Linked DNA regions of Mus musculus: region 2 is linked to region 1. A link is a loop called in an ENCODE intact Hi-C map of the cell type or tissue named here. Cell type or tissue: left cerebral cortex. All regions are shown on one strand. Links, peaks and the distances in the headings refer to the core of each region. The heading gives the core; the rest is flanking DNA.

Evidence for each region. A loop is a pair of places that touch in the nucleus more often than their neighbours do. Peaks named below come from ENCODE experiments on the same cell type or tissue, not always from the same donor. Only the 100,000 strongest peaks of a DNase experiment are listed, where the experiment ranks them.
Region 2: it touches region 1 in a loop (2.0-fold over the local background); 8 of 42 quality-filtered maps call a loop at or near these places.

Annotation. Positions count from the first base shown.
Region 1 is chr10:60,292,394-60,300,393 of GRCm38, reverse strand. Psap (prosaposin) reads right to left here. Exons shown (of 15, transcript NM_011179.3): 3 at 7,815-7,889; 4 at 6,920-7,045; 5 at 5,664-5,861; 6 at 5,286-5,429; 7 at 4,392-4,448; 8 at 2,849-2,857; 9 at 1,165-1,296; 10 at 835-930; 11 at 336-615; 12 at 89-246. Among named protein-coding and RNA genes, the nearest start is that of Psap, 19 kb to the right of the region's middle. In left cerebral cortex, for the core only: no CTCF peak of the experiment used is centred there; DNase peaks (open chromatin) are centred at 1,486 and 4,230; H3K27ac peaks cover 1,473 bases.
Region 2 is chr10:60,237,438-60,253,380 of GRCm38, reverse strand. No RefSeq gene overlaps it. Among named protein-coding and RNA genes, the nearest start is that of Chst3, 26 kb to the right of the region's middle. In left cerebral cortex, for the core only: CTCF peaks have their summits at 6,634 (motif pointing right), 7,903 and 8,110 (motif pointing right); DNase peaks (open chromatin) are centred at 4,390, 6,609 and 8,127.

The DNA of each region.
Region 1 (8,000 bases), core at 1-8,000:
GCCTAGAGCACACAGGGACACCACCACCACCCCCAGCACCGCCCCCAACACACACTGGAACATTAGCAGTGAACGGACACGCCCATACCTGCTTCTGGTAAGGGTCTGGCAGGAAGCTGCAGCCCTTCTCAAGTGCGGCCAGGATTTCCTCCTTGGTGCTGTTTTTCTCCAGGTTATGTTCCAAATAGAGGACCAGTTTCTTGCACACCTCACAGAACCCACCATTCTTCTGAGGAGGCACATGGGCTACAGAAAGGACGACACAGGGCTTAACACTGGCAAGTGCTCCTTAATGGAGAGCGGCCCCTTCTTCCCTCAGTGTGCCGTGGACTTACCGGGCAATGCCGACTGCTTGGGCTGTGCGGGCTGCTTTGGCGGTGTGGGCTCTTTGAGCAGTGCAGATACAATGGCTGGCGCAGGCTGCTCAAGTGCCTCCACCAACTCCGGGCGGGCAGCACAGAGGCCGATCACACCGCACAGAGAGCTGGGGTTTACCTCATGGATAAAGATGTCCAACAGGGAGGGGCCAAATGTTCCCACCACCTCCTGGCACTTGGTTCTGGCAGGATCGGGGAGCAGTGCGCATGCGTTGCTCAAACCTTTAACTAGGAGCTCCTGAAACAGGCGAAAGGCGCATCAGACTGGAGCTGGACACAAAGAAGAGATGCAAGGCATGCCAGGAGCCAGTCCAGAGTTGGGTGCTATAGCCCTCCCCTAGAGACCTCCCTCCTGGGTACTGGGGTATATATCTGCCAGGAGAACCATCCCCCCCCCAACTCACCCAGGCACCTTCTGAGCACTCCTCCCCGCCCCCATGCAAGGAGGCCAGCATACCTCAGTGGCATTATTGACAATCAGCTCAGAAAACTTATTCATCACAAACTGACAGGTCTGGCATAAAATCACATTGTGGGCCTGGACCAGATTCTGCTGTGAAGGACAAGAGGAGAGTGTTTTAAGGCTGGGACCTGACCCCTCGGGCATGCTTTTACCACATGTTTCCTAAAGGTGTGAAGCCAGGATCTAGATTATGGGCACGTATAGAACTCCTCCAGGTTTCAACTCGAAACACATTCAGAAGGCAGGCAGGGCCCGGAGAGGACGTGACACCATGGGAGGATGGGGTATCTGTTCCAGTCGGCAGAGAACAGCAACAGAAGGTACCTCATAGGGGTCCATCATCTCCAGGGCAGGGAGGATGTTCTTAATGGTCTCGGTGGCAGGGACCAGAGTCTTCATTGGCACTCTCTTGACCTCATTACAGAAGCCAGCCAGCACACAGATTTCCTTGGGTTGCTGAAGAAAGCATGGCCTGTGTTAGACAGCCTGTGTATGCTGCCCTCAAACCCTTCCTTACACAGCAGAGCAGAGCTGAGGGCTCGTGTAAAGCTCCCTCTTCCCACTCAGGCTGGCAGCTCCAGTTAAATAAAGATCACTGCGTGTACACCCAGTTCCACCTAGAGGAAGCGCCCCTCACCGTAGGATAGTCTTCTAGCACTTTCTGTACCCCCAAGCACAGCCAGGCTACGTATGCCAGCTCACTGTCAGGGGTAAGCTCTCTGGATGGGAACTATAAGGCTCATGATCTCACAGAAAGCCCAATGTGACTATGTCAGAATTAAAATCACATGGAAACCCCCCTTCAGTGACAGTTCCATGTAAACTGGTACACTAAGGGGAAGAAAGGCCGCTTTTCCCAGAAGCCATATTCTGTGCTCACAACTGTACCCAGGGCATGTGAGAGCCCAGGACCTGAGCTGATCAGATATTTCGTCACAAGGGCTTCACACAGATCCCCTCTCACCATCCTGACACCAAGCCAGAGAGAAATGAGTGTGGATATTCAGACCACCACACTGCGAAAGCCAAGAGCAAGTCCCATCCGCAGACCCTGTGTGGTGCTGTGTGAACTGCGTGTGGCAGCCCTCGGCTGAGCCCAGCGCAGGAGCAGAGGTGCTGACAACAAGAGCACGCACACTGAGATACACTGAGGGCAGGTTCCTAAACTCCCTGGCTTTAACACACCTTACAATTAGGAGATCAAGGCCAGAGAGAGACTAAGGTACAAAACCTTTTTTTAGGGGGGTGGGATGGGGTGAGGGGTGGGGGTGGGCAAGATTCAGGGGCGGGGGCGCTCTGTCTGAAGCAGCATAAATGAAAACTCAGGCATTTCCATTTAAGCCCTTCCTTATGAGATTCAAAATGCCTTTCAGCTTCTAGAACTCAAACCGGAGAGCCTGGAAGCAATGTTCAGAACAGACCCACTCGGGCACTGGCTCGGCCAGGATGGACTGAGCACTGATTCCCACAGTATGCCATCTCTGAGGCTCTAGGTGCCCCAAGACCCACTCTCTAAAGGGCAGAAGGCACAATCGAGAGGCCATGTGTAAGGCTCTCCACCCAGCAGGCCAGGCCACTGTCTGCATCTAGTTTGCCCATGCAGAAGCACTGGGGTGAGGGACAGCGCTAAGACATGCAATGCTACCCACTGTGAAAGACACAAGTGTTCTGTCAGGGCCCTGGCTTTCGGCCTTTGCCACCACCACCCTGGTAACAGGTGATGTGCTATGTGCTGACTTGGGCATAGGCTCTGGTAGCTACACCGTCTGGCCCCCAGGATCTGAAGTGCTGAACGTAAGGGAAAGGACATACGGGGACACCCTTCGTGGTACCTGTCAGAGCTCACCATGCCAGACCAAAAAAAAAAAAAAAAAAAAAAAAAAAAAAAAATTAAAATTAAAAAAAAAAAGCAAAAATAAATAATAAATAAAATAAAATAAAATAAAAGAGAGAATAGCCAACAACTAGAAGCAGTAGACTACTACCAAAAGCAAATTCTGTCACATACCTGATCCTGCTGTTGAACAAAAAAACAGGAAATCGGAGGAGTCAATGAGAAAGGAAAGGACACAGCAGTTAAGAGAAATTAAAACAACCATGGAGCAGTTAACCTGGCAGAGGGATGTCATCGAGTTTAAGGGCAACACCCTGGCAGGAAGGGATGGATGGGGCCGAGAGCTAGTCCAGCCCTGACAGCATGCATGTGGCTGCTGGAAACTGTCCTTGTGAAGGGCCTCCACCTAGAGCTGATCGCGAGCTTTCTGGCCTTTCTAAGCTCCACACAGAGCAGACTCCACAACCTCAGGCCAGCTGCCAGCCTGGAAGGTGGGTGTGTGGGCTTTGGTTGGGAATTCCAGCTGCAGTTACCCTAAGTGACAAACAGGGATGGTTGAAAGGATGTTGTCGCCCCAGAGGCAGTCTGCTGTACCCACAAAGGTCATAGAAAGTCATATGAATTATGTTCTATCCGTACTGTGGCTTAATATGAAGCCACATACAGGAGTAATGACTAGTAGGGAGTGATCATTTAACCCCAGCATTTGGGAGGTAAAGGCAGCCACATGCAGTAAGAACTAGAAACTGAGACCAATAATTTTAGGGGAAAAGGAAAATTAAACTGTGTTTCCCCTTTTATAAAAAAAAAAAAAAACAAAAAACAACAAAAAAAACCAGCTATTGTTTTTAGGGAAAAGGGCAAATTAAACTAAGATGGAATACAAAATGATTTCATTGGTATATTTTCAAAACCCAAATTGTTTGATACAGAAAAAAACTTAAAAAAAAAAAACTTCCCATTATAATAAAAACGGGTAGCTTCCCTGAAGGAAGCATTTCACCAGGCCACTCCACATCAAAGGGTATCTTAACCATGGAGGTCTTTACAAGCTGTCTTTAGATGTTTGTTTGGGGCACGAGCAATGATCTCAAACAAGCCACCCAGCCAGATGGACCGCTTGGGCAGCAGGTTAGCCCAGCAGCTGGACAGTAAGTATATACAAAGCAGGAAAGGGCTCAGGTTCAAGCATGAGTAAGGACTCACGACAGTCCGTGAGAGAGGGAGAGCAGGGCATCTCGCCCACTCACTCAGCTCTGCCAGCCACATCAGCACGGTTCAAGTCTAGATATCCCCCATGCCCCATGTCCCACCTCTCAGGCAATGAGCCCCACCCCACCCCGCCCCCTGGACATTACCAGATGCCAATTTTAGCTAGGGAACAAGCAGCAGCTGTAGCTGATTCTTTCCTCCTGACCCAGAACACGGGCTCCCTTTGAAATCTCCCACCCGCTCAGTGGCGCAATGCTCCTTCCTATACAGATGCCAGCGCTCAGCCAGACACTAGCAATCTGACAGCCAGCTCATGCATGCACAGACTAGCAGACCTAGGCTACCAGGGCAGTCCAGGGATCACATTAGCTAAGGAAGACTTTGTGGGAGGAAGGATGGGCGGGATCGTGAGGAGAAGTTTTACTCTGGCCCTCAAGTGGAAAAAGGGGAATCCCAACGCATGGAGTTACCAATGCGAACACTGAGCGGAGGTCCCGCCACCTACCATGTGCATCAACATCTGGACACAGACCTCGGAATACTGGTCCACGTAGTTCTTGCACTGCAGAGAGACAGAGGTTCAGTTCACCACAGCCCAACTGGCTTTTCAACAGTGCCAACTGGTGACTTGCAGACGGACATGGACGGGCTTCTAATCCCAACAACCATGGACGAGGCCAGCCTGAGCTACACAGAGAGACCTGCTCTCACAAGGAACAACAATTCCCAGAATAGATCGAAGTGTCCCCTTAAGATTTTCTAAGATACTACAGCAATTTAGTTATTCTACCCCCTACTTAAAAACCTGTAGAGATGTCAGAACAGGAGTTGGCAGTCCTCAGTGTCTGATAGCCCAAATGCCTCCCAAGGCCACAGAGCGACCATTGTTAGCAAGATGAGAACACAGCTGCAAAACACCAGTAGGGATCTTCCAAGGCCATTCACAGGCTCTCGGGCACTAAGTGAGTTCTGAGACCACAGAACTCAATGTCCTTCAAGCTGCTTATCAGGCAACCCCACTGCTGTGGGAAAAGAGAGCTGTGAGCCTCATTCACAGACCACAGCCCTTCGTTCTAGAAGGGGGATGCCATGGAGCCAGACAGAGTGAGTTGTATCCCTGAGGACCCACAGCCAACTCCCACAGGTTGTCCTCTGACAGCCGTGCATGTGTCGTGCATGGTACACATTTTAGTACATGGTGACAGAGGGGAAAAAACAGCTTTCCCAACGTGATTTTCCTCCACTGCAGATTCAACTAACCAAAATTACATCTAGGTCTCACTAAACGCACCGGGGAAACCCTGAGGCACCTTCCTCGGGGCCACTGGGAAGGTAGCACTACCTGCTGCTACCCTAGCTCAGAACATTATCCAAACCATGGGGCTAGATAGAGGCTTACTATGTCAGACACGCCTGGCCCCAAGCGGTCACAATCCTCCTTCACGTGGTCCACGAAGCCCTGGATAAAGCTGGAGTTGGTCTTCACAGCAGTCTGGACATCAGACACCAGCTTCATACAGTCCTGGCAGACGTCCTCGTTAGCCTACAAGAGAACAGCAACAAGCTCCAGGGAGAAAGCCATATCTCACAAGCGGCCACAGCACTAGACAGGCTCAGCAGCTCCTGGGAACCAGGCTTTTAACCCATGGCCATTCACTCAGGCCAAAGTACTGAAAGGGCAGGCAGTGGGGCATGGCCTGAAGGGAGAGCCTGTGTTCTGTCCAGCACTGTGGCGCTTCTGCTGTGTTTGCCCTGACTCCACCCACCCTCAGCTAACCTTAGGTTGGGGCTGGCTGCGGGGGTGATCCTGAGGGTACAGCAGGAGAGGGATGTTGGACATGAAGGGGGCAACCACACGGGCCATGTCCACCTCCGGGATCTTGTTGGACTCAAGCTGTTTCTGGTTTTGCTCGGCCAAGTACTCCTGAAGGGACTGGCAGAGGTTGAGCGCAGAGCACACTTCCCCAGGGTTGCTCTGGAAAGGAAAAGAGACAGCTGAGAGCCTTTCCCAAGGGCAGCCTGTTGTCATCCAGTCAGTTCCTCCCTCACTCAGTGTGCCTAGAAGATTAGGAAGTTGCACACCAGGTGTCTAACCTGCAGGCTTCCCAGCCCCCCAGTGTCACTGCTGCCCATCATCAGCTCTTCCTTAAAGAAAAATGAGCCACCAAGGAGAGGGGAAGAGTCAGAGACCGATGTTTGGCCAGTGTGCTCACAGCTGCAAGCTAAGGCACCGGACTGACTTCACACACACACACATCTGTGCAGCTCACAAATCCTGATCTCTTACCGTGGCTCACACTTGCGACCACCTCAATTCTACCCCGCTCAACCTGCTTCCTGGAGTGGCCACTTCAGCAAATTTCCCAGAGACCTGGACGCTGTTCCCAGTCCTTAAAGCTCCTGTATCCCTCTTGAGTTTGGCTAGCCCATCCATCTTTCAAAACTCAATTTCCATCTGTTGCCATCACACCTCCTAGCAATGTGTGCTGTCCTTCCTGGGTGTCTTTCCATGGGACACAGAAGGCTTTGTGGATCAAATGAACACCTTCCTCACAAACCCCTGGCTCCATCTTTGGCACTCTTAGCCCCACCGGCTGGCTTCTTCAGAATCCCCCTTCTTGAAAGCCTTTCAGACTCTACAGAACTAGCTCCTGGTTCGCTGCCGGCTCCGGACACCCAGTTTGGGCACAGTATACACTTGCTGAGTGACAAGTGAGTATACTAGTAGCTGACCCCACACTGCATCTCACGGTCACTCATGACTTCTGCATTCACAGAGATGAAGCCATGCGCTTGCTCTAGACATAAAGGCCTGACAAGGGCTACCCATTTCTCCCTATCAACAGGATGCAGGAGTCAGGAATCCAAGGCACCTGGCCCAGAAAATCAAACAGGAAACCCACCGTGCTACAGCACTTGGTGCAAGGAGCCCTATGAAGAAGAGCTGCAGGAGAAACCCAAAGCCGGGAATACGAACACACTGGCCCTTCTGGGCCCTAGAAGTGCCTTAAAGGGCCCTACCCAGTCACCTACCATCTCGCCCTTAATCATGTCCAGGATGACAGGCAGGTAAGAGTCAACCACCTCCTTGCACGAGGCCGACAGGCTGGAGTCATGAATCCACTCACAGGTCTTCTCCAGGTAATGAAGGATCTCCTCCTGCAAGCGACCCCATCAGTGACGAAGGCCTAAGTCTGTACCCTCAGCATCCATGTACACAGAAGCCAGGGTTGACAAAGTATACCCCGAACCCCAGTGCTGGGGGAGGCGGGGCAGTAAGTTTGTGTATCAGACCAGGCAGATCCAAAGGGGCAGCTGGCCAGACAGTCTAGCTGAAATGAGTTACGTCAAGAGACGCGGTCAACCTCGGCCTCCACGTGCCCACACACCGATGGGTAAACCCCCCAGACCCCAAGCACATACTCTCAAATGGCAGTATGTAAGCTGGGTGTGGTGGTACAGGCCCATAATTTCAGCTCTCAGACGGCTAAGGCAAAAAGGCTTGAGCAAGTTCAAGGAAAGCCTGGGCTACCTAGCAAGGCTCTGGGTTAACCAAACAGCCAGGGCTAGAGCCTTTAATCCTAGCACTCTGAAGGCAGAGACAGGTATAACTTAGTTTTGAGGGTAGCCTGAGATAGGAAGATAGGAACACCTTGCCTCAAAAAAAAAAAAAAAAAAGGAATTGTGTGCTTCCTGAGCACCAGGCACAGAGATGGTACAAATCTACACATGTAGGCAGAACACTCGTACACAAAAATAAAATCTTTAAGAACATAAGCTTGTACTGTCAAGCCTATATGTATGACCTGGAAAGCCAGACATCCGTGTCTGCCACCCCTTGGCCAATAGTGCTCCTCTCTGGACCCCCAGAGCCCAGACACACAGTCTCCATCACAGCCCACACCCACCCTCCTCCCCAGTACCTTACCTGCGTAGCATTATCTTTCAGCAAGTTCCCAGCTTCGGTGACAACAGTTTTGCATATGTCGCAAGGAAGGGATTTCTAACAGGAAAAAACATGAGAGAGAACGTTTTGTATGTCTGGACACTTGGCACGACAGTGCCCCCACCCCCACCCCAAGGCTGTCCTAATCTCTGAAGCCTCCACTCATCG
Region 2 (15,943 bases), core at 3,468-11,467, 50 kb after region 1:
CTGTTTCTGTTGTAACAGGGATCGCAGGTATGTGAAGGGTGCGGTTTAGCTAATCACTGTAAGTAAGGTGGGTTCCCTAGGTTCCAAGAATTCCAGATGGGTGTGATCTGTGCCTGTGACCTCAGCACTAAAGAAAGCTGAGGAAGAAGGCTTTTACTACAAGTTTCAGGCCAGCCTGGGCTACAGAATGAGGGAGTCTCAGTAAATAATAAATAGGTCTGGGCAGTGGTGATATACATGCCTTTAATCCCAGCATTCCAGAGGCAGAGGTAGGTGGGTCTCTGTGAGCTCAGGGCCTGCTTTGGCTACCTAGAGAAGCTGTGGCCAGCCACAGCCACCCAAAACCCTATCTCAAAACCCAATCAGTCAATCAGTCAACCAACTGATTGGTTAAATCAGTCTTTGGTCTGCTGCTTCCTGGATCCTCGCCCAACAAAAAGCTGAGCCACCTCCTGACCTCTGTTCCCCCACACAGGGCATTTTTGGAGGTTAAGCTGGGGAGAGCAGCCCAGGATGCTTAGGGAAGCGACACCAACAGTTTCTGGCCACCACCTCCTCCCCTGCCCCCAACATTGCACAAGACTCCTTGAGCCTGTAGCCCTGAGCAATATCCATCCTCTTTCGAAATTACTACTGTGTGCAAAGCCAGTCACCTGCACTACAGCTTTCCTGAGAAAAGGGATCAGAAACCTTACCCATGGGACAGGCAGGGGTGATGGGTTCCCCTAGCCGGAGCAGGAGCACCCTCATTGCCCTAGGCCTGAGTGGGGCCATACTTGTGCACAGTTGGCACATGCACACACACACACAAACACACACACACACACATACACACACACACACACACACACACACACACACACACACACACACACACACACACAGTAGTGCTCTAGGGATAGGTGTGCCTGCCCTGCTAACCAGCAGCAGCTGGAGCTCTGGGTCGGTCGCTATTATTCAGATCATTCACACACTATGAGGTCACACACACCCTGCCTGTCCTCAGGGCGATCTTTCTAGGGCCCAAGAAGCCATTTGCAGCAAGAGGCCATCTGCCGAGGGGCCATCTCTCTCCAGTATGTTCTGGCCTGCCTGGGCCAGTGTGGTCCAGTTTACAACTTTGGAAGGAGCCCCCTCCCTCTCTCTGCCTTCAGTCTCCTCTTCAGTGAAGTTCAGATGAGGCAAAATAGAACAGACAATGAAGGGCAGTCCGGAAGTTAGAGAAGCCCCTCCCCTGAAGAGGACAAGTCCAGGACAGGCTCTGTGGTGCCTACCAGGGTTGAGGCACCTTATAGGCCTGGAGACCTGGGTTTGACTCCCGGGACCTCCTCCACAAATCTGTGCCTCCCCTCAACCCTTCCACTATTTTTTTTTTAATTTTAATTTTTGTTTTTATTTTTAGTTTATTTCATGTGTATGAGTGTTCTGCTTGTGTGTATGTCTGTGTGCCACTTGCATGCCCAGTGCATTCAGAGACCAGAAGGGGGCATCAGATCCTTGGAGCTAGCTGCCGTGTGGGTGCCGAGTATCAAACCCAGGTCCTCAGGAAGAGCAACCAGTGCTCTTAACCACGGAGCCAGCTCTCCAGCCCCCTAATTTTTTTTTTTTTTTATTAAAATTAAAGAAAGCCTGGGGCTAGAGAGATGGCTCTGTGGTTATTCACAAACACTGTCTGCATTTCCAGAGGTTCTGAGTTCAGTCCCCAGCACCCACATGGTGGCTCACAACCATCCTTAATGAAATTGGATGCCCTCTGTGTCTCTGAAAACAGCTACAGTGTACTTACATATAATAAATAAATCTTTTTAAAAAAATTCCCTTGAGGGGGCTAGTGAGATGGCTCAGTGGGTAAGAGCACCCGACTGCTCTTCCGAAGGTCCAGAGTTCAAATCCCAGCAACCACATGGTGGCTCACAACCATCTGTAACGAGATCTGACGCCCTCTTCTGGTGTGTCTGAAGACAGCTACAGTGTACTTACATGTAATAAATAAATCTTTTTTTAAAAAAATTCCCTTGAATGGGGAGACAGGGAGACCAGGATGGTGGGGTCTTCCTCCCTACCTGGAGAGAGGGTCTCAATCGGTCTGTCTGTTCCTCCTTGCCCCGTGGAGACCAGGTCTAACCTGTACTTTCGATATAGAGCAAGCTGGCTTTGAGATCACAAGAACCCACTTGCCTCTCCCTCCTAGGTGCTGGGATTATAGGGGTACACCTCCACCTCTGGCTAAGATGGGATCCCTTGTTGAACCTGGAACCCACAGCTCTTTTCAGCTAGATAGGTAGGCATCCTGTATCTGCCTGCCCCAGCTCTGGGGTCCCAGGTTGGAAACAGCCTGGCTTTCTATGTGTTCAGAGGCCAGCCTGGTCTACTGAGGTGGGGTTCAGGAAAGCCAGATCTACAAGGAAAGACCCTGACTCAAAACAAAACAAAACAAAACAACAAAACAAAAACAAATCAATCCAAGTCCCCAAGATGGCTCCGCAGGTGACGTCAGTGGCCACACAAGCCTGGCAAACCGAGTCCTGTGGACCAGAGAACACGAGGCTGTCATCTGATCTCTGCACACGTGCTGTGGAATCGTCTTAGTTGGCATTGTTATTGCTTTGGTGAAACACCGTGAGCAAAAGCAAACTAGGGAGGAAAGGTTACGGCTCAGTCTTCCACATCACTGCTCATCACCGAAGGAAGCCAGCGCAGGAACTCAAGCAGGGCAGGAACCTGGAGGCAGGAGCTGACTCAGAGGCCTCGGAGGGGTGCTGTTTACTGGCTTGCTCCCCATGGCTTGCTCAGCCTGCTTTCTGATAGAACCCAAGATCACCAGCCCGGGGGTAGCACCACCCACAAGTGCCTATGCTCTTCCCCATTAATCACGAGTTAAGAAAATGCCTACAGGCTCACCAGATCTTAGAGAGACATTTTCTTAGCTGGGGTTTCTCCCTCACAGATGACTTCGGCTTGTGTCAAGTCAACATAAAAGTGGCCAGCATAGAAACGTTCCCCACCCCACTCCCATACTAATAAACATCAATTCGTTAACAAATTTAAAAGAGTGTGGCCAGGCGTGGTGGCCCACTCCTTTGATCCCAGCACTTGGGAAGCAGACGCAGGCAGATTTCTGAGTTCGAGGCCAGTCCGGTCTACAAAGTGAGTTCCAGGACAGCCAGGGCTATACAGAGAAACCCTGTCTCGAAAAAACAAAAACAAAAACAAAAACAAAAACAAAAACAAAAACAAAAAAAGACAAAAAAAAAAAAGAGTATGGGGCACGGGCTGGGCAAGTACCTCACTGCTAAGTACGTGGTCCCAGCCCTCAGGAGGCAGAGGCAGGCAGGCATTCCTCTGTGAGTTCAAAGCCAGCCTGGCCTACAAATCAAGTTCCAGGCCAGCCAGGGCTACACAGAGAACCCCTGTTTCAAGAAAACAAAACAAAGCAAGAAGCAGAGATAAACAGATGTGTCTGGGCCCTTGCTCTGCTTTAACCTATATTTGTATGTGTTTGTATGTATATGTGTTTGTATGTATATGTGTGTGCTTTTGTGTATGTATGTGTGAATATGTGTTTGTGTGTATGTGTTTGTGTCTATGTTTGTATGTGCATTTTTATGTGTGTGTGTTTGTGTGTGTATGTGTTTTTATGTGTGTATGTGTTTTTTTGTGTGTGTTTGGGTGTTTGTCTGTGTGTGTCTTTGTGTATGTGTTTTTTTTGTGTGTGTGTATGTGGTTTTTGTGTGTGTGTGTGTTTGTGTCTATGTTTGTGTATGTGTGTGTTTAATTATATCAGAAGAGAAATTTATTTACAGTCCATACAACAGCTTAGAGTTACATGCAACAATTACTCAGTAAAAGCTAAGGACATAACCCCGTAGTAGAGCGCTTGTTCGGCACACACAGGACCCTAGGTTTAACCCTCAACAACATCCAAAATAACTGCTCAGGGGAGACTACATTCAGGTAGACAAGGAGCATGCACATGTTAGAAAACAACACGAAATACAGATGCCACAGAGAAGCTACCAAAGCCAGGCAACACTGTGCCTGTCAGACTGGCAAACACTTCTAAATTTTCATCAGGTGTTTTGGTGGGAAGAAAGGGGGATAAACAGGTACATATACTCAGATAAGGGTAAAATATTTTGGGATGACAATATGTTTGAGAAAATATAATCCCTTTTCAGATGCAAATAAATGTGGACATAGTAATTCCAATCTTAACCATTTGTCCATAAGGACATCATGGCTAAAGATACTCACATTTAAACACTCTACTACACAATGTTTGTAAAAGGGAAAAGTTGGAAATGGCCTGACTGTCTAAACAGTGTGGACACTTAACGCTGCGGTATATTATAGAGACGCCAATGAGATGCTGGGACAAATGGCATGGATGACGCAAACCGGCTCAGTGCAGATACAAGTGTGCGTTTCATTTTTAATCTTGGCCAGAAAGCTGAGAAGCGATCAGAATTTCATGGTGACATTCTGTTTTTCCCCCTCTACAAGCCTCTGCTTTTTTTCATAATTAAAACAGTTGACTTTTCAAACTGAAAAATAGGCTCAGCTGAAACACAATCATATTTAAGTCATCAGTCAGGAGACAAACAACTTTAAATCGATGAGTTAGGAACCAATCACACATCAAACAAGACAAAGTGGTAGCGATTGTTCCAAGTGACCCTCTAATTAATCTTCTGTGCCTTCTCTGAGACCACAGCATCTGAGTTCATGCAGATGAGGTCACTGCATTGTGAAACTGCTGGACCAGAACAACAGTCTACAACCATAACTCACTCACCCACAGACAAGAAGAAAATTAACTCGCTCCCTTATTTTCTTAGGAGAAAACCACACACTTCAAAGTTCAAGGTGGATGAAGCCAGGATGAAGGCAGAGTTCTGGGGCCTGGTGGTTCCGTTCCCCATGACACTGCTTTGTCATCCTTGCTCATGGCATTTTGTCACAGAAGCAGAAAAGTAACCAATCAATCTTGGAGGCACCACATCCCTTACTCATGGCTCCATTCTCCATTGTTCTGGTTACCTGGAGCCAATGGCAGTCTGAAATCCTTTAAACATGTTTTTTGCTTGTTTGTTTGTTTATTTGCTTGTTTTTCTTTTCTCAGAAAGGTTAAAAAAATCCATATTTTACAGTCCAATGTTGTGGATGGACCTGGTGCTGTTTGTATCGTGTGTGTGGTTTTTTTTTTTTTTTTTTTTTTTGGTTTTTCAAGCTCACTCTGTAGACCAGGCTGGCCTCGAACTCAGAAATCCACCTGCCTCTGCCTCCCGACTGCTGGGATTAAAGGCGTGCGCCACCTCGCCTGGCTTTGTGTGTGTGTTTTTATGTGTGTGTGTGTTTATGTGTATGTTTGTATACATTTGTGTATGTGTTTGTGTGTATCTTTGTGTATGTATGTGTATATGTTTGTGTATGTGTTTGTGTGTGTATGTGTTTTGTGTGTGTGTGTAGGTTTGTGTATGTGTGTGTATGTTTGTGTGTGTGTGTATGTTTATGTGTGTGTGTGTGTGTTTGTCAGAAGTTAACTTGCAGAGAGAATTGGGAGCTAGTTTTCTACCACATATGGGCTCCAGGATGGCACTCAAGCCCTCAGGCTCAGAGACCAAATTCTCTGCCCACTTTTGTGCATTGCTTTCTTTCTTTCTTTTTTTTCGAGACAGGGTTTCTCTGTGTAGCCCTGGCTGGCCTTGAACTCAGAAATCCACCTGCCTCTGCCTCCTGAGTGCTGGGATTAAAGGCATGCGCCACCACGCATGCCAGTGATTGTCTGTGATCTCAATGCTCAAGAGGTGGAGACAGGAGGATCAGTAATTCAAAGCCAGACATAGAGAACCAGAAGCCAACCTAAGCCTCCAATAAGGGTGGTATTTATGGAGCTAGAGAGACGGAGCAGCATTTAAGAACACATTCTTGCAGGGGCCCCTTGACCAGTTTCTTATACTCACGTAGCAACTCACAACTTTGCCTATAACTCCAGTTCCGGGGGATCTGTTGCAGCCTTCTGTCTCCTGTAGTCTCCTGCATACACATGGTGTGTATAAACTCATACAGCACACAGGAGCACACATGCATGCGCACACAAACATACAAATAAAATAATTTTTAAAAGGTAGTTTTTTTAAAACCTAAAAACCAAACAGCAAGCAAAAGCCCAAAGCTGAGTTGGTATGTCAATGCATGCCTGTAATCCCAGCACTCAGGAAGTAGAGGCAGGAGGATTGCCTCAAGTTCTAAATGGACTAGGCTACATTGGGAGCACCAGGCCGCTGTGGGTTACATAGTAAAGCGACAATAAAAACGCATAAACAACCTGATCTCCAACAACTAACTGATCAACAACCCAGCTGTGGGTCTTACCGTGTTCATGATTTTACAGTGAGGCCCTCTGCTCAAGGGCCCACAGAACCGACAAAAAGCCTTTTCTTCATGACACTTGGCATAGAAACCACTGTGGGACAAACTCATGGGACTGAGCAGGAAGCAAGGTTGTGACCCTTACCAGGGCTGGCGATGGAACATTTCTACTCTGGGGAAGATGCAGATGGTGCCTAACCTCCTCCTACAATCCTAAGGACAAAGGGGTAGATCCCACAAGGATCCACTGGGGGGAGCTATTGTGCTCACTCTGCATACTTGCTGAGCTATGGGTCCTGGGCAGGGGCCTGGGTAACCTTAAAGAGGCCACTCCCTCTCGGCTTTGTAGATGGAGTCTCTGCCTTAGTTCTGCCCGTCCTAAGGCCAGTGCAATCAGGACACAACAGCACACGACTGGCTACTCTGTTCCTCTCTCCACGAGGGAGTCAACAAGGCCAACTAGGATGGCCTGCAAGGGACACAGCTGGCCTCAGGAGGATGGCGATGATTTGGCTGGGTTGGTGGCTGTGTCTAACAGCTGGTGACAATATTCTAGCCAGATTCCTACATACAGTGGGACCTAGGACAGCTTTCATCTCTTGGGCCCCGAGGACACTTGTGACAGCGACTCTGTTTCCTTGGTGTTTTTCATAACTTCACACCTACAGTCCAACACTGATGCTCACAAGAGTGTCACGGTGTGCACGCTCACGAGTACAAAGTAAATGGTGCGTGTGCATCAGAGATGCTCTTGAAGCTGAGCCTGAGCCTATGCCATTGTCTCTAATGCTCTGTCTTCACATTGGCTTATTTCTATTGGTCTTTTACTCCTTTTTTTTTAAAAAAGACTTATTTATTTATTTTATGTGTATGAGTACACTATAGCTGTCTTCAGACACACCAGAAGGCATCAGATCCCATTACATATGGTTGAGCCACCATGCGGTTGCTGGGAATTGAACTCAGGACCTCTGGAAGAGCTGCCTGTGCTCTTACCCATTGAGCCATCTCTCCAGCCCCCGGTTTAGTGCTCCTACAATTGGTTTTTACTATTACTGGTTTGTGATGCTGAGGTTAGAACTCGGGGCTCTGCTTATGAATGATGTATGCCTCTGACTTTCCCTTGGGATTTTCCCAATGATTTGGGAGTCACAACTGAAGCACTTTGGCTGCTCGCCAGGTAGGGGAAGACCCAGGGCAGGTTGGTGTACTAATTAGGGTAAGAGATGAACTTGCTTTTGGTCCAGGGAGCAGTATTTTCGCTCAAAACCAAGAGCAGCAGACAAACTTGAGATTATTAATATTGTAAAGCCAAGGGTGAACGCGGCGGGGCACAACTGTTATCACAGCCTTTGGGAAGGAGAGGCAAGACAATCAGGAGTTAGAGGCCATCCCTGATGCCATATCAGATTTGAGACCAGCTTGAGATACAAGAGACCCATTTAAAAAATTAAAAAGAGCACAAAGTATGTACATACATGCATGCACATTTAAAACTAGGTTAGAGTTCAGCATAACTATGCTATATGCCTATAATCGCAACACTCAGGAGATGGAGACAGCAGAATCCGAAGTTCAAAGCTAGTCTTAGCTATGTAGAGTTGGAGACTAGCTTGGGCTACCTGAGACAGTGTCAAAATTACATAAAAAGGTAGGGTTGGACTGCCACCTATCCGGTGGCAGAGGGTTGAGGACACTGCTACTCTCTAGTGGACACTTTTAGCATAGCGAGAAAGTGAACACATGGCACTTGCTGTTCTGAAGCTGACCGCCAGAGGGCAGAAGAGTCACTGAGTTAATCATCACCGCGCCCCGGAGAGGGAGGATTCATACCCAGCCAAGGTGAGCACCCTCTTTAGCTTCCATAGCAGCTTTGGGAATGGACACAGCCCTGATTCCCCTCACGCAGCTTAAGGCTGAGCAGAGAAGGTATATGGGTTTAGAACATTGCCAGGGGAGGAGAGCTGGGTAGAAGGCCTGCAGGCGAAGAAGGCTCTAGAAGGGAAGGAGGCCAGTTTGGTTGGAAAACAGACCCTCCCACAATCCCACGACTCTCTGCCCACCCCCACGTCCCTCCATAAGAAGCCAACTCACCTGTACCACCATGCACTAAAATTGAATTGGTTTCTGGGCTCAGGTTTGCTGTCGACTTGATTTTTTTTTTTTTTTTTTTTTTTGGAGGTGGGGGGACACTGTGAGACAGACATTTTCGGCCTCACTCTGTAGCCTAGGAGGCTGGCCTCAAACCACGGCACCTCCTTCTGCCTCTGCTTGGGTGCCAGGCTGACAGGTGTGTGCAGCTACACCCAGCTTGGGCCGTGTTACATTGAGACTTAAGAATTGTTCATATTTATGGGGTACAGTGGAACTAGTTTTTGGCTTGGGGTTGCTTGGTGTCTTATTTAGAGTTTCTCTTGCTGCAACAAAACACCATGACTGAAAAGCTGCTTACTGGCTTGTTCCCCATGGTTTGCTCAGCCTGATTTCTTATAGAACCAGGACCACCAGCCCAGGGGTGGCACCACCCACTACAGGCTGGGCCCCTCATGGGCCTATCAGAGAGACATTTCCTCAACTGAGGCTCCTTCCTCTCTGATGACTGTAGCTTGTGTCGAGCTGACACACAAAACCAGCCAGCACCCTTGCTTTATTGTTTGTTTGTTATTGTTGGTGGTAGTGGTAGGTATATGGCTTTTTTGTTTGTAGCTCTTTTTTTTTTTTTTTGGCATTATTGCAGCTTGAACCTAAGGACATATTTCTTAGCTACTGAGACCAACCATTCAGCGAATACTGGAATTTGGGGTGGGATGGCTGGACCGGCTGGATTTTGAAATCGGGAAGCCATTGAGAGATGAAGCAGATGGGAACAGTGTGACTGCTGGGTGAGAAGAGATGACTTACAGACCATGTGTGAGTCAGAGCTGATGACCAACGTGTCAGTGAGACAGAGAGAACGGAAGGGCCTAGGACAGACAGACCTTCCTGGAGTGTTTTCCCACTGTTATCAGAGGATATAAAGTCCTGGCTTTAGAGATGGAGGAAGAGGCTGGGAACCAGAGTGGTGTGTTTGGGGTGGGGCGGAGGGTGTGGAGGGCATAGAAACTGAGAGAGGTAAGGAAACACTTCTTCCCCTGATGGAAGCCCTGGGGCACCTCTACTTCCATCCAGAGAGACTCCTGGGGACATCTGGCTTCTAGAACTGTAAGACTCTAGCTTGTGTGGCTTGTAAAGCCGAGAAGTCTGTGATGGTCCTTAAAGCAGTGGCAGAAAGCAGCAGCCAGCAACAGGCCCAGGGCCTCTGATTGTCTGGTCACACTGCTTAGGCCCAAGAGGTTTGGTGGCCTCCTGTAAAGAATGCTTTGGACAACACACTGTGGTCTCTCCAGTCCCAAGGGCTTCCTGGTTTTGGAGCTTCATCTCCATTGACAAGTACCAGAGGGTTATAGTCTGCGACCTTCGTGGCGGGGAGCATGGCAGCAGGCAGGCAAGCATGGTGCTGAAGCAGTAGCTGAGAGTTCACGTGTAACTGACAAGCAAAAGCCCAGCGAACTAACTGGGAATGACGTGGGCTTTTTAAACCTTAAATCCCATCCCCAGTGACACACCTCCTCCAGCAAGACCACACCCCCTAATCCTTCCCAAATGTTTCCACCAACTGGAGACCAAGTATTCAAATACATGAGCCTCTGGGGACAATTCTCATTCAAACCACCACACCGTCTCAGAACTTTTCTCCAAATCTGGGGACACTTGGATAGCCTGGACCAGGTTGGACACTGAGTCCAGGAGAGCAGAGGCAGTGTGGAAAGCTTAGCCTCGTGATGGGGCATCACGGGTGCTTCTGGTATGAGGCACAATAACCTCAATCACACCCTGTCATTTGGGTTTTTTCTTTCCTGTTTCAACACCTCCTCTGTCCTTGTTTCCTGAAAATGCTACTGTTCTACATACTCCAAGGATGAAACCCCATTCTTATCTCAGGCTCTGCATCTAGGAAAGTCCAAACCAAGGTCCTTGGGAATGACAGCAACCCAAACCTTGGTGGTAAGTAGCAGGAGAGATGAGAAACAGCTCTGACCTCCAACAAAGCCACTCCCAGTCAACACAAAGGGTGGGGACCAGTTCAGATCACACAAGAGCACACCTGGTCACAGTGAATTGCAGCTTTGAAACTTGCTCGGGTCCTAGACAGAGAGGCAGGGAGACACTTTGGGAAATGGATTTAAAGAAGTTTATTGGGGTGAACTGAAAGTATGTAGGTGTCTTAGTTTGGGTTTTACTGCTGTAAGCAGACACCGTGACCAAGGCAACTCTTTTTTTTTTTTTTGTTTTGTTTTGTTTTGTTTTGTTTTTTCAAGACAGGGTTTCTCTGTGTAGCCCTGGCTGTCCTGGAACTCACTCTGTAGACCAGGCTGGCCTCGAACTCAGAAATCCGCCTGCCTCTGCCTCCAAGTGCTGGGATTAAAGGCGTGTGCCACCACTGCCCAGCCCAAGACATCTCTTATAAGGACAACATTTAATTGGGGCTGCTCACAGCTTCAGAGGTTCAGTCCATTATCATCAAGGTGGGAGCATGGCAGCATCCAGGCAGGCATGGTGCAGGAGGAGCTGAGAGTTCTACATCTTCATCTGAAAGCAGCTAAGAGAAGATTGGCTTCCAGAGAGCTAGGACAAGGGACTTAAAGCCCATGCCCATAGTGACACACCTACTCCAACAAGGCCAACACCTTCTAATAGTGCAACTCCCTGGGCCAAGCATATTCAAACCACCACAATAGGTCACTTTGAAGGGGCTGAGGTAGCAAAATGAACTTCATTTTGTTCTTAAGACTCCATCCTAAGTTAACTTGCCCTTTGAGAGGCATAGCCCCCACCCTTGAGGTCTGAGAAAAATCATGAGATGTTCCTGAAAATCATGAAATGTTGCAAAATAGACATAGCAGCTGCAGCTAACTGATAACAATAGAGTGGGTTAAGAAAGCATAAGTGGGGCTGGAGAGATGGCTCAGCGGTTGAGAGCACTGACTGCTTTTCCAAAGGTCTTGAGTTCAATTCCCGGCAACCACATGGTGGCTCACAAACATCTGTAATGGGATCTGATGCCCTCTTCTGGTGTGTCTGAAGACAGCTACAGTGTACTCATATACATAAAATAAATAAATTTAAAAAAAAAACATAAGCCTTTCCCAGGTCAAAGTTATATATATATATATGTGTGTGTGTGTGTGTGTGTGTGTGTGTGTGTATATGTATATATATACACACATATATATATACATACACACACACACACACACACACACACACACACACTGTGTAGTTCTCCATATATATGTATACATATATAATGTGTATATGTGTGAGATTTATTCATCTTTATGTATATGAGTACACTGTAGCTGTACAGATGGTTATGAGCTTTCATGTGGTTGTTGGGAATTGAAATTTTTAGAACCTCTGCTCACTCCGGTCGGCTCTGCTCCCTCAGTCCCTGTTCACTCTGGCCCAAAGATCTATTTATTATTATAAGTAGGTACACTGTAGCTGTCTTCAGATGCAGTAGAAGAGGGCATCAGATTTCATAACAGATGGTTGTGAGCCACCGTGTGGTTGCTGGGATTTGAACTCAGGACCTTCAGGAGAACAGTCAGTGCTCTTAACCTCTGAGCCATCTTGCTAGTCCCCAAGTTGCTCCTTTTTTGATATATGCTCCCTCCTTGTGGTTCAAACAGGTGCTGTAAACCAATTAGCTTAAAGGCCAATATTCCTTTATCCTCTCATGTAACTCCAAGGCTTGGAAACCCCCACTTGCGGTTCTTTCCTTCATAAACTTCCTTCCCCTAGACCTCAGGGCCACTCTCCTATCCTGTTGCATCAGTAAGGTTTGTGGCCCAGGCTCCAGCTTGAATAAAGACTCTCATGTGTAGCCGGGCAGTGGTGGCACACGCCTTTAATCCCAGCACTTAGGAGGCAGAGGCAGGCGGATTTCTGAGTTCGAGGCCAGCCTGGTCTACAGAGTGAGTTCCAGGACAACCAGGGCTACACAGAGAAACCCTATCTCGAAAAAACAAAAAAACAAAACAAAACAAAACAAACCACTCTCATGTGCTTGTATCAGAGTTGTGGTTCCTGGTAGTCTCTTTGGGGTTTTTGCAATCTGGGCACAATATGAGCTCATTAAAACCATACCAAAGAAAACAGGCCATAAAAATTGGACACTTCAGACCACTTAAAAGTTGTAATTTCCTCACCTGACTACGTAGAGCAGTGGTTCTCAACCAGTGGGTTGTGACCCCTATGGGACTGAATGACCCTGTGGGGGTTTGCATACGCTTGCCGTGTGGGAAGCGGCACTATTAGGAGGTGTGGCCTTGTTGGAGGAAGTGCGTCACTGTGGGGGTGGGCTTGAGGGCTCCTATGCACCCAGGGTGGAAGAGAGCCTCTCCTGGCTGCCAGCCAATAGAGATGTAGAACTCTCAGCTCCTCCAGCACCATGTCTGCCTGCCTGCTGCCATGCTTCCCGCCATGATGATAATGGACTGAACCTCAAAACTGTAAGCCAGCCCCCATTAAATGTTTACCTTTGTAAGAGTTGTCTTGGTCATGGTGTCTCTTCACAGCAATAGAAACAACCTTTCACAGGGTTGCCTAAAACCATTGGAATACAGAGAGTTTTACACTATGATTTATAACAGTAGCAGAATTACAGTTATGAAGTAGCAATGAACATAAGTTTATGGTCAGGGGTCACCACACCATGAGGGTCACAGCAGTACGGAGGTTGAGAACCACTATCATGGAGTGTTAGACTGCCAAGTGCCGTGAACGCATGGCTCCACACCAGCCCACCTTCTTTGACACTGTGTGTATGTGTTAAGGACTAAGGACTCCCTGGCTCAGCTCCATTTCCTGCCTGCCTGTCCACCTGTTCATCTGTCTCTGGGCCTGACCGGTGGCTGGTGTTCCTGCTCTGGACTCTTTCATCCCTGGGCTGAATTCTGCAGCTTCATTCTCAAACCTCACTCCTTGGCTCCTGCCGCAGCCCCCTCTCTACACTAGCCCACGGCCTTACCTTACTGTACAGACTTCTGAAGCCTCTGGACCTCGGACTTGTATTCACTCTGTAATCCGTGTGTGTGTGTGTGTGTGTGTGTGTGTGTGTGTGTGTGTGTCTGTCTGTCTGTCTGTCTGTCTATACATATGAATGTGTATATGTGTGTGCCTTTGTGTATATATATGAGTAACTGTGTATACATGTGTGCTCATGGTATGTGTGTGTCCCTGCATGCATATGAGTGTGTGTACCTGTGTGTGCCTTTATGTGCATGAGTATCTATGTGCACATGTGTGTGCATGTGTGTATGTGTGTGTCCACGTGTGCATATGTGTGTAGCCGTGTGTGCCTCTGTATGCATATGAGTATGTGAGTATACACATGCATATGTATGTGTATGTGTGCATGTGAGCTTGCAAGTGTGTGTGTGTGTAGATATATTTACTATGTGCTGAGAGTTATTTTCAGTGATTAAAAGACTGGAAAGGATGTTGCTTTCACCAGTTTGCCTGGGTAGCTGGATGACAAATTGCCATCACAGAAACCACTAAACATTGTGAATTTAGTGTTACTCAACAAATTCTGGCATTGCCTGATAGAATAAGCATGTTTGTTCGTGTTTCAAGCACAGTATACTCATGATAATGACTATATTCTTGGAGGCCTCTCTCTCTCTCTCTCTCTGTCTCTCTCTCTCTCTCTCTGTCTCTCTGTGTGTGTGTGCAACTCAACAATTGTATGGCTACACTTTTTAATTGTTTTATTTTTAACTTTCGTTTTAAAACACATGTGAATACAAAGAACAACCAGACTTGAGTCTGACACACCCATCCCCTGAGAGCCTGAGAGGGTTCATCCAACAGGGAAATAGATGAGGAGACCCACAGCCAAGCATCAGGCGGAGCTCAGCAAGCCTTGTGGAAGAGTGGGGGATAGAAGTGAGCAAGCCTGAGAGGAAAGCACACTCCAAGAAGACCTGCAATGTCAACTAACCTGGGCCCATGGGAGCTCACCACTAACTGAACCACTAACCAGGGAGCACGGAGGGGCTGAACCTAGGCCCCCTACACATTTATAGCAGATGGGCAGCTTGGTCTACATGTGGGACCCTGACAATAGGAATAGGGGCTGTCTCTGACTCTGTCACCTGCCATTGGATCCCCGTCCCCTAACTGGACTGCATGGTTGGGCCTCAGCGAGAGAGGATGCGGTCAGTCCTACTTTGACTGGGTGTCCCTTGGTGGGGGGACCCCCCAAAGGAGGCTTCCTGGTTTTGGGGAGAGAAAAGAGAGCAATGAGGGAGAGAAATTTGTAATGGAGGGACAGAGAGGAGACAAGGGGGCAATCGGGATGTTAAAAAAAATCAATAATAAATTCATGTGGGCGTTTTGTCTGCATGTTTGTGCACCACATACGTACAGTGCCCAAGAGGGCCAGAAGCGGCGTTGTATCCCCTGGAACTGGAGTTACAGATGGTTGTGAGCCGTGTGTGACTCCTGAGAGTCAAACTGGGGTCTTCTGTGTTCTCAACCACGAAGCCATCTCCAGCACAGCTTCTTTTTTCTTATCCACCTTTCCTTTCTTTATTATTTTGTTTGTTTGGTTGGTTGGTTTATGCCTATAAATACTCCTTGATTTCCTCTGGTCAAATTTTTTTGAGACAATTCCATCAGGCTCAGCCAATTGGAGAACAGTCCACCTTGTCCACCCTGTGAATGGCCTCACAGCAGGGTTTTAAACCAGCCTCTGGCTCTGTCAGCCTTGGCACCTCCATCCAGATGGATGCATGGCCCTTGGCACCAATGATGCAGTTGCTTGGAAACATTTCCACAGCATAGACAGATGCTCATGAACTCACTGGGTGTCTTCAGGCCTCCTCGCTCCAGGTCCAGTGTGAGGGCAGAAGGCTATTTATTTCTGTTTAATTATATGTAGATGTTTGTGAGACTGTGGGTTTGTGCCTGTGGGTGCCATGCTCATGGAGACCACAAGATGGCGCTGGCTCTCTTGCAGTCAGGTGCTTGTGAGTCCCAATGTGAGTTCTGAGAACCAAAATTGGATCCTCTGAAAGAGTGACAGGTGTCCTTAACTGCTGAGCCACTTCTCCAATTTATCTCTCCTTCCTCCTCTTTCCTCCTTCCCTCCCCTCCCTCTCTCCCTCTCTTCGTCCCTCCATCCTCTTCTTATTCTCTAGATACATTCTCACTAGCTTCCTGGCTAGCCTCAAACTCGCTATGTAGTCAAGGATGGCTTTGAACTTCTGATCCTCTTGCCCTCGGCTCCCAAGTGCTAGGATCACAGGTATGCATTACCATGCCCAGCCTGAAGGGGCAGCCCAGGCTGACATCGAACTCTGGGTCCTCCGGCCCCATCCTGTACAACCCATGCCTACAGAATGGGATACAACAACTGGCATTCTGTCCGTTTGTTTGTGACAGAGTTTCACTCTATAGTCTAGATTCACTTCGTACTCATGGCGACCTGGGCAAAGCTCCTACCCCAGGAAACCTGGAGTTA